Regions from separate parts of the Homo sapiens genome. Here all the other regions are linked to region 1. The links are chromatin contacts, found by Hi-C or POLR2A ChIA-PET in ENCODE. All regions are on one chromosome and are shown on one strand. The core of a region is the stretch at or near the end of the contact, and the rest is flanking DNA. Distances in the headings are between cores, read along the strand shown. Region 1 overlaps PELI1 (pellino E3 ubiquitin protein ligase 1). Region 2 holds the start of LINC02245 (long intergenic non-protein coding RNA 2245). Region 3 holds the start of SLC1A4 (solute carrier family 1 member 4). Region 4 has its middle 74 kb from the start of SERTAD2.

What was found. A loop is a pair of places that touch in the nucleus more often than their neighbours do. ChIA-PET counts read pairs that join two places held with the same protein, here RNA polymerase II (POLR2A). Pooled maps may share reads with other maps.
Region 2: a pooled map shows a loop between it and region 1 (3-fold over the local background). The contact joins the promoter of LINC02245 here to the enhancer-like site in region 1. A Hi-C loop is called at or near these places in 7 of 37 single-sample maps with no recorded cell type and 2 of 50 pooled maps. POLR2A ChIA-PET finds 5 or more read pairs at or near these places in 2 of 52 experiments (BJ and activated T-cell).
Region 3: a map with no recorded cell type shows a loop between it and region 1 (2.5-fold over the local background). The contact joins the promoter of SLC1A4 here to the enhancer-like site in region 1. A Hi-C loop is called at or near these places in 5 of 37 single-sample maps with no recorded cell type and 5 of 50 pooled maps. POLR2A ChIA-PET finds 5 or more read pairs at or near these places in 3 of 52 experiments (T-cell, activated T-cell and activated naive CD4-positive, alpha-beta T cell).
Region 4: a pooled map shows a loop between it and region 1 (2.4-fold over the local background). The contact joins two enhancer-like sites. A Hi-C loop is called at or near these places in 2 of 37 single-sample maps with no recorded cell type and 2 of 50 pooled maps. POLR2A ChIA-PET finds 5 or more read pairs at or near these places in 3 of 52 experiments (OCI-LY7, activated CD4-positive, alpha-beta T cell and naive thymus-derived CD4-positive, alpha-beta T cell).

Annotation. Positions count from the first base shown.
Region 1 is chr2:64,090,976-64,094,658 of GRCh38, reverse strand. PELI1 (pellino E3 ubiquitin protein ligase 1) reads left to right here. Exons shown (of 7, transcript NM_020651.4): 7 at 1-2,007. Among named protein-coding and RNA genes, the nearest start is that of PELI1, 52 kb to the left of the region's middle. Within about 2 kb of position 2,063, at least 3 of the 41 ENCODE cell types and tissues checked have a DNase peak (open chromatin) inside an H3K27ac peak, as active enhancers do; they include OCI-LY7, where a contact is called at or near this core.
Region 2 is chr2:64,930,827-64,934,740 of GRCh38, reverse strand. It overlaps LINC02245 (long intergenic non-protein coding RNA 2245), which reads left to right and starts at 2,294. Exons shown (of 3, transcript NR_036586.1): 1 at 2,294-2,396. RefSeq lists enhancers at 1,480-1,629, 1,670-1,739, 1,780-1,919.
Region 3 is chr2:64,987,586-64,991,490 of GRCh38, reverse strand. It overlaps SLC1A4 (solute carrier family 1 member 4), which reads right to left and starts at 2,092. Exons shown (of 8, transcript NM_003038.5): 1 at 1,321-2,092. The coding sequence starts at 1,847. RefSeq lists silencers at 1,693-1,872, 2,083-2,782 and an enhancer at 1,506-2,090.
Region 4 is chr2:64,725,696-64,729,355 of GRCh38, reverse strand. No RefSeq gene overlaps it. Among named protein-coding and RNA genes, the nearest start is that of SERTAD2, 74 kb to the right of the region's middle. Within about 2 kb of position 2,180, at least 7 of the 41 ENCODE cell types and tissues checked have a DNase peak (open chromatin) inside an H3K27ac peak, as active enhancers do; they include OCI-LY7, where a contact is called at or near this core.

The DNA of each region.
Region 1 (3,683 bases), core at 814-3,313:
AGTGAGTTGGGTTTTCGAACCTGTTGTCCACGTCACAGTTTTTCTGCTCTGGTCATTTGCATTAAGATGAAGAATTTTTTAAAACATTTATAATAAATAGTAGCAATTTCTGAGCAAAAATCTGGGAAACTCAAGCAAAGGAATTTCTGAAAGTATCAGTCTTCTGAATTCTGAGTTTTGAAAATATATTTTGAGGAGAAAAAGACATAGTCTAATTTGATGCCTTCCTTTTAGTGTTTTTGAATCACCTATCCTCAGTGCTGAAATTGTTTTGTATAACTGAGGGTACTGTTGGTTCAAACTATGTTAGTTTACAGTTTGTTGCAAACATTGTAAAATACAGCGACATGTATATTAACTTTTTTCTATTTATCTTTATTATAGAAAATACCTTAGAATGTTCTTGATAGAGTAGCATGGTAACGATGGTGTCACACCCTTGGTGTGAATGGTAGCTTAGTGAGCAACCTAGCTCAAGGATTTGCAAAGTTAGGAAGAAGGACGAGAGAGCCTCTCTCCCCACCCCAATCTAAATATGGAATTTGGTAAATTAGAATACTTTGTAATTTGTAAGACCAAATTCATACTAATTACCCGCGTGAAAGGTGTTTGTTTTTAACAACATTGAAGATAATCAGGAAAGATTTTTTCTTAATGTTTCTCTCGAGCGTAGTACTATAACAAAAACTTAATGCTAAGAAACATTTTATATGCTCCTTTGGATATGCAATTTAATCTAGATTATCTATTTTTCTCCCATGATAACTAATCTGTTTTTAGTATCAGCAGCATTTGGCAAGTTTATTTTTTGGATATAAACTGTGGTTCATCTGTTCACTGTTTCTAGAAAAAAATCATTGCCATAAGAAAAAGTATAAATTAGCAAGAAAGGAGAGTGACTTGATTTGCTTTTGGAAAAAGAAATGCTTAATTAATTATTCTGTATTTGGCCTTATTCGGGCATTAGGAAATCTAGAGATCTAAAGGGTTGAATGACAATAGTGCCCCCGTTTTTAGCAGACCAGCCTTAACTCTGGGTTTGAATCCTAAGGAGATTGCCACAGTGAGACTTAAGGAAATGTTTGGTTGGCAGATGAGCACCAATGACTGCAGCGTGGAGTGACGCACTGCATGGTCTGTTTATTCTCTAATTCCAATATGTCTTTTGCTTCCAGAAGCAAGAAAAGTTTCTTCTCTCCCCTCCTTCCCACCCTTTTTTCAAAGGCACCACAAGTATAGACAGTTGCACTACATCAAATCTTTTTTTGACACTTGTAGAAACCAGTACACTTTTAGATTAGACAGTATCTTCTTTTAATATTTTGATTTGTTTTCCTTTAGTTTGAAAAGTTGTATAATACTTAACTGACTGTAGCAAAGTTTTATATGTGGTAGCATACCTTTAATTTATCCTATTACAAAACTGTTCTGAATTTTCTTTTGGTTTTTAAAAAACAAAACTTGTTGCTTAGAAGCCATGAATTATTTTATTTTACTTCAACTGTCGAAACTTCCTTGTTTTAAAAAATGATCATTTGGGTTCACTCAGGAAATGCATGTCAGGAAACTTGTATTATAAGTTTATTAGTTGTGATGTATCAGTAACTGCTGTTACCCCTTTTTCAAAGAAATGTAATTGATTTTGAAGTTTTCTAGATTGTCACATGCTTTGTGACTAATGCAAGAAAGCAAGTCCTGTGTTGTATTTGTTCTAGTCATTTTTATTCAGGCTATATATTGTAGCTTAATTTTTATTTGCAATTAATTTATTTAAACTAAGTAAATACTTTTCAAAATACATAATTGAATTCGTCTCTGTGAGTTCATTTTTGCATAATCGAGAATGAGAAACCAGAAGTGAAAACTGTGAACAACTCTATTCCACACTCCAAAAATACTCATTTGAAATAGATGAAGAGTTTGCATTTAATGTAACACTTTAAAGTATCTGGTTCTTTTTTAAAAGCATCTCTTACTAATAAAGGAACTTTGTTAGTGGTTGAATAATTGAGGCCTTTTCTAAGTTAAGCCTTGCTAGGGAGTTGGCACCTGTAAGTTGCATGTTAGACTATTTAAATAGTGGCTTCGTAACCATAAAAGTTGCACGTCCTTCCCAAAGTTGCCTGCATTTTCTTCTAACAGGTAAAAACAATCTCTTCTAACAGGGAAAAACCTGGCTCATTTTCTATCAAATTCAAGTTTTAAAAATTCAGGCAATTTAAATGATCAGTTGGGTGTTTGCTGTTCAAGCAGAACTGTTATTTTGTCATGGCCTAATAGAACACTTTTACTTAGTTGTATTAAGGGAATGTCAGTATTCTGGCCAAGGAGGAGAAAAAGTTGTATTTAGGTCTTCTAAATGCATTCTCAAGAAAGATAATCTTTATGGCTTAACTCTTTTATCAAAGTAATCTTTATATTTAAATGCTACTTAATTTGTTCAAGGAATTAAATTTCCCTTTATCTAAAATGTTAGGGTAATGAAGCAAGACATGAAGGGAAGCCATTCAGACATCAGAGTTCTTTTACTAGGTTATCCTCTTGCAACCTTCTTTGCTTACTTCCCTCATGTAAAAGTCTTCTAGTACATGTAAAGCAGGGTAGGAATAAATAATAATGTAAGTATGTAATTACTTCTTCTTTTTTTTTTTTTTTTTGAGACGGAGTCTCACTCTGTCGCCAGGCTGGAGTGCAGTGGCGTGATCTCGGCTCACTGCAAGCTCCACCTTCCGGGTTCACGCCATTCTCCTGCCTCAGCCTCCCAAGTAGCTGGGATAACAAGCGCCCGCCACCATGCCCAGCTAGTTTTTGTATTTTTAGTAGAGACAGGGTTTCACCATGTTGGTCAGGATGCTCTCGATCTCCTGACCTTGTGATCCGCCCACTTTGGCCTCCCAAAGTGCTAGGATTAATTACTTCTAACATTTGAGTGTCCCACTTCACTCTTCCCGTCTGACCCAGACTGAGGGCACTGGTGAAAGTCCACTTATTATGTCTCTAAGGTTATAAGCTCAACATAACTCTAACACTTTGGCCCTTCGTTGCAATGGATCATCTTGTGCTACCACTTCTTTTTTTGTTTAAGACAGGGTCTTGCTCTGTTGCCGAGGCTGGACTGCAGTGGTGCAATCACAGCTCACCACAGCCTCAACCTCCCAGGCTCAAGCAATTCTTCCACCTCTACCTCCTGAGTAGCTGGGACTACAGATACACACCACCATTCCTGGCTAATTTTTTTCATTTTCAGTAGAGACGCCGTCTGACTAGATTTCCCAGGCTGGTCTCAAACTCCTGCTCTTAAGCAATCCTCCTGCCTCAGCCTCCCAAAGTGCTTGGATTACAGGTGTTGAGCCACCACACCCTGCTGTGCTACCACACTTTAGAGACCACTGGTTAATAAACCTATGTTCCATTCCCTTCTCTGTTTTCTCTAAGCACTGCCCTATAGCAAATCAGAACAGCAAAACTCTGCATCACTGAACTCTGTTATTCTGTCTGTCACCCCCACTTTCAGAATTACTCTTATATAAGTATTCTTTAATGTTTTATCCTCAAATTTTATCTACTTTTTTTTTTTTTTTTTTTTTTGAGACGGAGTTTCATTCTGTCGCCCAGGCTGGAGGGTAGTGGTGTGATCTCGGCTCACTGCAACCTCTGCCTCCCGGCTTCAAGCAATTCTCCCT
Region 2 (3,914 bases), core at 1,045-3,544, 840 kb before region 1:
CCAGAATGAGCAAGATGAATGAATCTTGCACTAGCTCCTGTCTGGCAGTGACACACCTCAGTTCCATTCACCTTCGCTCACCAATGCAAATGATGTGGCCACACCCAACTTCAAGGGGGGAGGAAGTATAATCTTTCCATGTTCCAGGTGGAGTACTAAAAACACTTGGTGGACTACACCAACAACCGCCACCGAGTTTGTAGACAGAATCATGTAGGACTTGTGGGTATTGAGCACCAGTTCAAGCCAAGGGCAAAATGAAGTCTCCATTTTTACACAGAAGAATCTAGGCCTGCAAATAAACAGGTCAGTGAACTATCCACTAGGAAACTCACTGGAATACAAGAACATTTATTCATTACTCTAGAAACACCAAGAGATGGTGCCCCATGCATGGACAAGCAGGGACCACCTTGGTTCCACCTTCCTGCGGAACAGTCGTCTATCAGCTTGCATGGTATTCTTTCCTTAATGTGACATCTTCATATGAAAAAGCCCTTGTTTTCAGCAGCAACCCAGTTAGGTCTCTTTGGTTATTTTTGCATTGTGTACCTCCCATCACACGTTAGGGTTGGACAAAGATCCAGGAAGCCAGGCTTGGAAGAGAGGCTGTCTGAGTCTTGACCTACCTGCTGCTGCCTGGAGAGGCAGGGCTCCCCTACAACATCCAGCCTGCTCTCCTGGTTGACCAGCACTCCCTGGGAAAGGTTAGTGGCATACACACAGCCCTGGGCAGCAAAGTAGAGACTGAATTGAAACAGATACTAACTAAAATAAGACCTGCCCATTATTGTATCGATCTGTGCTTTTCAGCTTTTTAAAAACAATTTCTTCTTCAGATCGACATACAAGTCTCAAAGGTCATCCCTGACCCAAGGTTCTGATACATGAAGAAGCATCTCTCTTGTCTGTGTGTCCCCACTTGCCATGAGTATTTTTTTTTTTTTTGAGATGGAGTCTTGCTCTGTCACCAGGCTGGAGTGCAGTGGTGCGATCTCGGCTCACTGCAATCTCTGCCTCTCAGGTTCAAGCGATTCCCCTGCCTCAGCCTCTCGAGTAGCTGGGACTATAGGCGTGTGCCACCACACCCAGCTAATTTTTGTATTTTTAGTAGAGTCAGGGTTTCACCATGTTGGCCAGGATGATCTCACTCTCTTGACCTCGTGATCCACCCATCTTGGCCTCCCAAAGGGCTGGGATTATAGGCATGAGCCACTGCAACCAGCCAAGAGTATTTTATTGAATTTTACTTTCTATACTTTTGTCAGAAAATAAAAATTTCCAAATATAAAATTGTTATTATTTATAATTATTAATTATATTAAAATTGAATCTTCCTTTTAAAAACACTCATGTTCCTGTGAACCAGCAAGTACATCACTCCCTTGGGCTAGAGCCCCCAGTTGAGACTCGATGAACTCCAGCAGAGACTCTGACGAAGGAGTGACACAGTGTGTTGGGTCAGAGAGAAATGTGAAGCCCAGCAAACATATGTTCAAATCCAGATGCCACCATTCGGTGAACATGCACCCCGAGCAACTTTCCAGGGCTTACTTTCTTTGTCTATAAAATGGGAACAACAGGTACAGTACCATCTAGTCCATGGGGGTCACCAGAAGAAACTAGAAGATGTAACACACAAGGAACATTTAGAAGCAAGCATGTAACAAACACTCAGCAAATGGCGACTACATTATAACTTGTCCAGCCAAATAGATATGACCAGTGGTAACACGGAACTGAGAATTTTCACAATGTACTATTTTTACATCTTAATTTCTTTGGGCTTCTCTGCTTCCTCTTTTTAAAAAAGCTTACCACCCACTTGTTATTCTGGAGGGGGATGAACATAGATAAAAAGAGAGTTTAAGAACTCTTCATGGAAAGATAGCCAAACCACTAAAATACTATTTCAACAGAGGAGGTCACAGAATGGTGGAATGGTAGATCTGTAGGACTAAAGGAGACCTCAGATTTGTCACTCTTATCTGACTCATGAAACTGAGACCCAGAGAGGTGAAAGGGTGTGCTCGGTCCGGTAGCTGTGTTGCAGACTATGTGAATGGCACCTCTTGGTGTCATGCAATGCATAACAACCACCTGTGCAGCCTCATGGCCCTGCACAACCTCCTGACCACAGCGATGGAATAAAGTGGTCCAGTCAGGGGCATTTTCAGCCTCTGGGGATGTTGATATAGTAACTCCTCCTCTTTTCCCATACCCTGAAAAAATGCAGCCCAAGAAGCTGCCGATGCTCTTACAGCTGTGAGGGGAGGGGCTGCCCGAGGAGAGAGGTAACCTAGAGTTGAGAGATGGAGGAAGAGATACAGAATCTGGATGGCTATGCTCTGATCCTGTAATCCGACTATGCCTGAATGTGGATCTACCTTCCAAAGGTAGGGTGCTTTTCGTTTGTTTGAGCCATCTGGTGTCAGATGTTCTGTCACTTACTACCTTGTTATAATTAATAGAGGAGCTCAAAGAGCTATAAATATCTAAGGAGGAAGAGTTCAGGTTGCAAAGCCTTCCTAGACAAGGTTGCTTCAAAGGAAGGTCTGAAAGGAAGAATGGGAGGCAGGCAGGCTGCAAAGGGAGAGAAAATTCAGGGAAGGAGAAGACCAGGAACAGAGGCCTGAGATATGAGAGCCTGGTACTATGGACTGGATGCTTGTGGCTCCCCCCTTCCCCCTAATCGACTTGTTGAAGCCCAGTCCCCATTGTGATGGCATTAGGTGGTGTGGCCTCTGGAAAGTAATTAGGCCATGAGGGTGAATCCCTCATGAATGGGATTAGTGTCTTCATGAAAAGACAGGAGAGAGCTTGCTTTCTATCCTCTCTGCCATGTGAGGACACAACGAGAGAATGGTCATCTGCAAACGAGGAAGAGGTCCCTTACCAGAGCCGACCATGCTGGCGCCCTGATCTGACTTCCCGGCCTCTAGAACAGTGAGAAATAAATCTCTGTTGTCTAAGCCACCCAGTATATAGTCATTTATAACAGCACAGAGTGACTGAGACACCTGGGGTGGGGGTGTTTGGGGAATCATATTTAATTAAGCCTATTTGGTTAGAGTGTTGGATATCCAAAGCAGGTAACGGGGGTTAGGATTAAAGATGTAGGTTCCTACCAGTCTGTGAGTTTGTTCTTTTGTATTTTGGATAATAATTCAGCAAGAGAGGAGGGATGAGAATGAAAGGAGAGAACTGGTTGCGAGACTATTGGTAATTTTTGAAGTATGAGAGTCCATGGCTTCTAAGGTGACCAACTGTTCTGATTTGCCCGGGACTGAGGAATTTCCCAGGATGTGGGACTTTCAGTGCTAAAACTGAACAGTTCCATGCAAATGGGGATGATTGAACACCCTGAAACATCACCCAAACCATAAAGGAAGATATTGATAGATTTCATTCCATAAAAAATAACATGTGAATGAAAAAACAGAAAATAGTCTGAATGCATCTAAACTGTTTTTCTCTAGAAAAAAATTAAAATAAATGACTATCTCTTTGGGACTCAAGCCATTTAGTGACATTGCCCTTCATTTCCTGATTGCCAGTATCCAACCTCCTTGTGCCTGAACCCCATCAGTACTAGGAGCCCTGTCGCCTATGAATTCCCAAGTTCCTACATCTCACTTTAGCCAAAATCATCCATGTTTGCAGCACTCTCTTGCCTGTCATGGCCCTCCAACCTCCTGGAGCCCTCTGACTCCTCCATTGTTGCTCTTTCTTTCTTCTGTCTTCCTTCTCTAGCTAGTCAAGATCACCTAATCAGTCACTTCAAATAACTTGGTCGATATCATACCCTGTGGTCCTCTGCACTTGGCAAAATTCTGGACTCCAGATCAATTCCACGATCTATTCACCTTCTGCACAAAGGATGTGGAAAAACCGCAGATGAATTCTCAACTGCA
Region 3 (3,905 bases), core at 843-3,342, 900 kb before region 1:
CCAACACTGCACTCCAGTCTGGGCAAAAGAGCAAGACCCAGACTTTAAAAAAAAAAAAAAAAAAAAAAAGCTGTGATCCCCTTAAAAGTCCTAATAGGCCACCACTATCTGCCCTTTTGGCAAGAACTTTTGGTCTCCCTCATGAGTGGTTTTTTTTTGTTGTTGTTTGTTTGTTTTTAAATACGGATGTCCTAGATTTTTGTTGTTTTAAGTGAACAATCTCTCTCTTAAGTGCAGACAGCCATCACATTTTCCAGAAGGAGAAATGGAAACAGTTGGAAAGGCAAGTCACTTTGCCCAGGGTTTGCTGTTTTTCACAACCTCAGCAATGAGGAGCTTTGCCTCAATAACTCAAGACAAAATATATTAATAACTCCAAGGCTCAGAATCCAAAATCATCAGAAATCTGGAGAAGGAGCCAGCTGGACTCCTCACTCAACTGAACCTGGTTAGATCAGTAAATGCCTCCGGGCTGCAGTTTCCCCATTTGTGAACTTTGGGCTAATGGAGAAACCAGGAGAGACCAAGGTTTTGGATAAGTCACAGAAAGGATACTACATCATCTCAAAGGATGAAATGCAACTTCTAAGAATTGCAAAAAGCAGGCAAAACTAAGTGAAGATGCTTCTCTCCCTCCCCTCTAGAACTCACACTTTCGCACAAAGAAAGGCCTTTGAAACACAGCACTCTGCCGTGGTCTTTACTGGGGTGGACAGCAACCTGTCCCAAGCCCCAAGCCCTCAGGAGAGGCATATTTCTGGGCAATATGTCTCACTCAACTAACCCCAGCCCTATTATCCGTGGGTCCACTGATAACTGCAGAAAATTGCCAGCTTCCTTCGCAGCCAAGGACTGTAACAGAGAAGGCCATAGATTGCAAGCCGGATGACCCAAGAGGCAAAACTTAACCAATGCTCCCAGAAGCTTTTAGGCACCATGTGGGAGAAAATGAGGCGAAGCCACTGGGGCGTGGTCGGAACATTTTTACCGGGGAGAGCAGCGCGAGAGTATAAGGAGTAAAGAACAGGCGGGGCGGCTGGCTCTTCCCTAACAAACGCCCACCTAACGGTGGGGACTGGTTCTTGCTCAAAGATGCGGCCCTGCTCTTTCGATTGTGCGGTGCGCCCCAGCTGTTTGCAAAGGTGTGGTCAGCACGCAAAAACTCCAGACGTCATTTTGATATTTTTAAAACGTTAAACGCCACCAGCAGCCAGCTAAGAATTAACTCTTAGGAGTGTATAAGCATATGGGTGTATGAACTGGAGGGCATCCGAGAACTGGCGTCTCCCACTGGGCCCTGGGAGAGGTGGAGAGTGTTACCTGGCCAGGTCGAGGAAAGAGTCCACCGTCTCTTTGGGGACAGGAGGAGGCCCCGAGTCCTCCAGCCCCAGGTCGCTGGACTGAAGGGTCTGCGCACCGGATCCTGGCTTGATGATGAACGCCAAGGCCACGGCGAGCGCCGAGGCACTCAGTGTGGTGAGGCCAAAGTAGGCGACAGCGATGCCGCCCAGACGCCCGAGGCAGCTGGCATCGAGCGAGGCGGCGCCCGACACCAGGCTGCAGACCACCAGCGGCAGGATGATCATGCGCAGCATGCGGAGCAGCATCTCGCCGGGGAAGGCCAGGTAGGTGACCTGCGTGCGGCTCAGGCTGAGCCCGCGCAACGCCGCGCCCAGGCCCGCGCCCGCCAGCACCCCGGACACGGTGAGCAGCACCAGCGCTTGGCGCCGCAGGAAGCCCGCGCAACGCCGTGCGCGTCCCGCCGCGGTCCCCGGAGCTCCGGGCCCGGCCGCAGGCCCCGCCTGAGCGCTGTCAAGGTAGCCGTTGGTCTCGTTGCTCTTCTCCATGGCGCTACACGCCGCTCCGAGCTAGAGGTGGCAGGGGACGTGGGCTCTGGCAAAAGACGGGGTTCCCAATGAATGGGTCGGTCGGCCAGTTGTGCTCCGCAGGTTCTGGGAAGCCGCCCCGGGGGTCTCCGGGCCTGGCGCAGGAGCAGGTGCGAGAAAGGCGAGGAGAGGCGCAGAGTGCGGGTTGGAGCCGCGGGCGGAGAGGATCGCGCCCAGCCTCCCTGGAGCAGCCGCCGGCTGGAGATGATGCAAACGGGAGCCGCGAACGCGGACGCAGACGGGGAAGTAGGAGGGCGCGCCAGCGGCCCCAGCCCGCTCACTTCACGCCCGCCGTCCCGCCCCCTGTGGCGCTGGCCAATCACAGCCCGGGAGCCGCCGCCGGGAGCCGCCGCCGGGAGCCTCTGGTCCCCACCCGTGTCGCGGGTGCCGCAGGGGGCGGCCGGGCGGGAGGCTCCACCCGAGGCCGCGGGGGCGCGGGCGGCGCCGGCCAATCCTGGCGCCAATAGCCGCCTACCCGCCCGGCTAACGGAGGCCGGCTCCGGGCGACCGCGGGGAAGTGCGGGCTGAAGGACCGCCCGGGCTCCTTGGCACCTGCCGGGCCCTCTCCCGCGGCCGGGATCTGAGTCCTCGGGGCCAGAGGGCCCGGGAGAACTTAGAACGCAGCGGCGTTCCTCCTCCTGAGGACTGTGGGAGGGGAGGGAGGGGAGGGGAGAAGAGAGGAGGAGAGGGGAGGATCCCTCTCTCCCGGGTGGCGCTTTCGCCCCGCGCGGCCCGCGCTCCTCTCCAGAGCTCGCCGGCCTCTCCCGCCAGGGGGCCGGGCGCGGTGAGGGGGCCCGGGGCGGTCCTGCCGTCGCGTCCCCTCCTGCGGAAGATCCCTTCTTCCAGGGGTCCTCAGGGGCTTGTGCGGTAAAGCACGCCATGGTGCCCAGCAAGGCCCCGGCCTTGAGACAAAGGACGGACCGGAGGATGGATGAATAAGGGGAGCCTTCGCACGCGCTCATTAGGGCTCTAACGCAGCCATACCGCTAGAGAAAGGGGGCTCGCTGTGCCACCAAACCCGGCGCCCCTGGGCCGCGGAACCGCGCGCACCGGGGCGCTCCTGGGCTTGTGTCCTGGGGCCATCAGGATGGGGCTGGGTCGCCCGCCAGGCAGCTGTCTGCGGTATGGGCGTTTAAGACGCAAAGCTCTTCTAGAAGAAACAGAGCTCTCACGCCACCACTTCCAGTTGGTTTCTGCCACGTAACCAAAGCTGAAACACAAGCCACTGGATTTTAACCTCTTCCGTTCCCAGGCCTGAGCCCTGGCGAGAAAACAGCGCAGACGGCGGTTTGGCCATCCTGAACGGTTCCTTATTGTTCACGTTCTATGGATTTCCTGTTTATTTCATCTTTTATTTGATATCTGCTTTGGCCACGCGAGTTACAAGGGAAACTTCTGCTGAGTCTTTTTACTGTATCACAGTTATTATATTTTTATATTTTTTTATTCTGCTTGTGAATTGTTCTTTAAAGACTTCCGTGGGTGGTCTTTTGTTTTTTCTTTTTCCTTCCTTCCTTCCTTCCTTCCTTCCTTCCTTCCTTCCTTCCTTCCTCCCCCCCTCCCTCCCTCCCTCCCTTCCTTCCTTCTTTCCTTCTTTCCCTTTCTTTCCTTTCTTTCCTCTCTTTCTGGGACAAGGTCTCGCTATGTTGCCCAGGCTGGTCTCCCAGTTCCTGGGCTTATGGGATCCTCCTTGGTAGCTGGCACCACCCACTGTGCCAGGCAAGGGAAGACTTAATTGTGGCTAACCTCAATTAAGGAGGAAGGCAATTTACTATAGATTTCTTGCTATAAAGGAGTCATCTTAAAACATGTCATGACATATTTGTGCAAATCAAAATGCCTTCATAAGGAACTTTAAGGAGCTGTCCAAATTTTGAGACAGTGAGTATTTTATTGCTTGGAGCCAGCCAGCTATTGGCTAGAACTTGTAAGGATTGTGTGTGGGGGGGGGGGGGGTGGGCGGGGGAGGTAGTGTCAGATGAAGAGCTGCACATATTTATATCTGGCTTTCCAGAATGC
Region 4 (3,660 bases), core at 931-3,430, 630 kb before region 1:
TATACAATAGTTGACTAAAATATACCCAAGAGAAAAAGTACATTTGGGCTGGGCGCGGTGGCTCACGCCTGTAATCCTAGCACTTTGGGGGGCCGAAGCAGGAGGATCACCTGAGGTCAGGAGTTCGACACCAGCCTGGCCAACATGGTGAAACCCCGCTTCTACTAAAAATACAAAAATTAGCTGGGCCTGGTGGCGTGTGTCTGTAGTCCCAGCTACTCGGGAGGCTGAGGCAGGAGAATCACTTGAACCTGGGAGGCGGAGGTTGCAGTGAGCCAAGATTGCACCACTGCACTCCAGCCTAGGCGACTGAGCAAGACTTCGTCTCAAAAAAAAAAAAAAAAAAAAATTTTGGGTGAAAGAAATGTATCTTACTGAATAAAGTAAAACAATCTAAAAGGGCTATTTATTTTGCATTTTATTGCATTAAATGGAAAAAATGTTTTGCCTTTAAACGATGATACTAAAATTACAGCAGGCTGAAGGAATAAAGTATATAGAATATTCTTTTTTTTTTTTTTTTTGAGACGGAGTCTCGCTCTGTCACCCAGGCTGGAGTGCAGTGGCGGGATCTCGGCTCACTGCAAGCTCCGCCTCCCGGGTTCACGCCATTCTCCTGCCTCAGCCTCCCAAGTAGCTGGGACTACAGGCGCCCGCCACTACGCCCGGCTAATTTTTTTGTATTTTTAGTAGAGACGGGGTTTCACCGTTTTAGCCGGGATGGTCTCGATCTCCTGACCTCGTGATCCGCCCGCCTCGGCCTCCCAAAGTGCTGGGATTACAGGCGTGAGCCACCGCGCCCGGCCTATAGAATATTCTTAAAGCCTCCATTTATGAAGAAACAAAGAAAACAAGTCACTGCCTTCTTACCATCTTTCTCTTTTTTCTGTGAGTGACAAAGAATAAGGAGCAACTAACAGCTGCCAGCCGAAGCCTCTCACTTCTGTTCTGCAGTTAAAGTCTCAAAGTCTGGGGCTGCTGTGAGCGTGGAGTGGTGCGTGCAGAGAGCGGCCCGTGCAATGCATTGTGCTGGCCTTGCTGGAGCTGCCCATGCAAGGAGCAGCCGTGCCGCACGTAAGCTACTCATGCAGGGAGCAGCCATGCAGGAGCTCAAGCAGAGGGCAGCCCTTGCAGTGCTGTGGGCACCTTGTGGAATGCAGTGCAGAAATCAGCCAGTGCAGCATGCATGCCAGTCCGGGTCTTCCCCAACACTGCCCTTGGGGAAACCCACACCTATTCTTACAGGAATGGCAGCAGGGGGTCTGCCCAAACCAAATTTAAGTTAAAAACAAAACAAAGCAAAACAATTCCTAAAGTGCCCCAGCTTATCATCTAACAGGCAATGGAGTTTCTCAGCACTGCCTGAGGTTGTTTGTAATTGTAAACTAATAGTAGTAAGGGCAGAGGCCAGATGTTAGATAACCGAAGTCAGTGGTAGACCAGCTGGAGAGCCACGCTGGGCTTAGATTTTAACTCTTAAGTTGTCTTGCTGTCCACTCCACACCTAGATATAATATGAGCAGAAAACAAAGAATTTCAATTTTAGTTCTTCGGGAAAACATTAGCTTTTTATTTTAATACTTCAGAGTTTGTTGAAAAAACCGTTTTTGGCAGGTTGGTACAAGGAATAATACCATCTGTATTTGTATGGTGCCTTGCAGTTTGTAAGTGCTCTCATGAGCATTATCCTATTTAACACCCACAGCCACAACCACCTTGTGAGGTATTGTCTCCCATTTTACAAATGAGGAAACAGACTTCTGAGAGTTTACAGCTTGTCCAAGGGCATACAGCTAGTAGTCATTAGAGCCATCCTGCTCCAGTATTCCCTCCACCATGCAACCAGCACTTTGATAGCATCTAGCTTCCTGTCTTCCCTGTCATTCTCATATTTACACAGAAAATCACCGTCTAAAAATCTTCCTCAGTGGCCATTCCATGTTACTCACAATAAGAACATATGTACCGTCAAAGGGTAGCTTCTTGATTGACTTTGAAGTCAATAATTGAATAAAAGAGGAGCCTTGTTATTTCTTACTTAGAACCATGCTGAATGAACCTTAGGGACCATTTGGTTCAAATATGTGTATATATCTAAATCTAGAGTAAAGCCCTTCATAAGGAAAGTGAAACTCCAGTTAATTGCAAAGACTAGGGCCCACTTCCTCAAACTCAGACCATTGTGTTCTTTCTGTTAAAGTACACCTCCTTCAACAGAGGTACAGTTCTTGTCTCAAGAGCTAATTTGACTTGAGATTCTAGCAGATATTCCTGAGTATCTACTCTGTGCAAAGCCCTGTGTGGAACCAGCTCTGGAGGACTTTTGGATCTAGTGGGAGAGACTTAATCCAGGAGAAAATGCACCTAGTGCTAAGTCTTCAGCCATTTAAAAGACTAAGAATGTCATAGATAATCCAAATTTGGTCTTGGTCATCTGGAAACATTTATGAAGAAGCCCTTTCTTATATGTTCTTATATGACCTCCTATTTGTAGAAAAATAGCAACTGTGGCCACTTTGGAACTTTTGGAATAATGCCACCCATCCCTGAGAAGCTGAAGTATAAGATTAAAAGCAAATCAAACTGTGATTGTTAGCACCAAGTTTCTCTTTAGGTCTTGCCCCTAAAAGTTTTAACTTAGAAAATCCCATATTACTCATATCTTATTATAAAAGCTCTGCTAATAACTTTGAACTCCTTAAAATACATTTTCAAAGAGCTGATGGTGAGCAAGCCACATGTTTCATGGCCTTCCCTCAGCACTGATCAGCCGACAACCTGGAGAGCCTTTCTGAATGCACCCCTGATAATTTGGGCTGTCTCCAAGTCAAGATGAATTGATAGGGAATGCAAAATTGATCAGAATAATTACAAGTGCCATTATATGAAAGAGATCACTTTGCCAATGAACACTCACAGAATGCCTTTACAGACCTAATTTGCACCAGAATTAAGTTTGTCTTTCTCAATAGTTGCTTCCCAAACTAAACAAACTGCATTGTATAAGTGGGTCAGTTTTCACAGTACTCTGCTTGAAATATTCAGATATACACAAAGGCAGCTGGATTGTAAATTTCAAGGGCAAACTAGTCTCCAATAAAGCAGGTATGGGAGGAAGCTGTGTTACATTCTTAGAGGGATGAGTTTCTCTTTAACTTATAAAAACGCATTCAGTATCCTGCTTGCTTTGCGTGGATCATACTTAGCTTCCATTTTTGCCTTTTAGTCAACCTCTTTTCATTTACTCAGGTTTCTGCCTCTCAGTCAGCAGTATTTGGCTATAATCAGGTGATTTTGCCCTCAGTTAGTTCTCCAGGGCCTAAGAACTCAATAGTATCGAATGGTTTTGGGTAGGGTATTTTTTTTTTTTTTTTTTGAGACGGAGTTTCGCTCTTGTTGCCCAGGTGCATGCAATGGTGTGATCTCGGCTCACTGCAACCTCCACCTCCCGGTATCAAGCAATTCTCCTGCCTCAGCCTCCCGAGAAGCTGGGATTACAGGCACCCACCACCATGCCCAGCTAATTTTTGTATTTTTAGTAGAGATCAGGCTGGTCTCGAACTCCTGACCTCAGGTGATCTGCCTGCATTGGCCTCCCAAAGTGCTAGGATTACAGGCGTGAACCATGCGCCTGGCCAATTTTGGGTTAGTTTTTAAAAA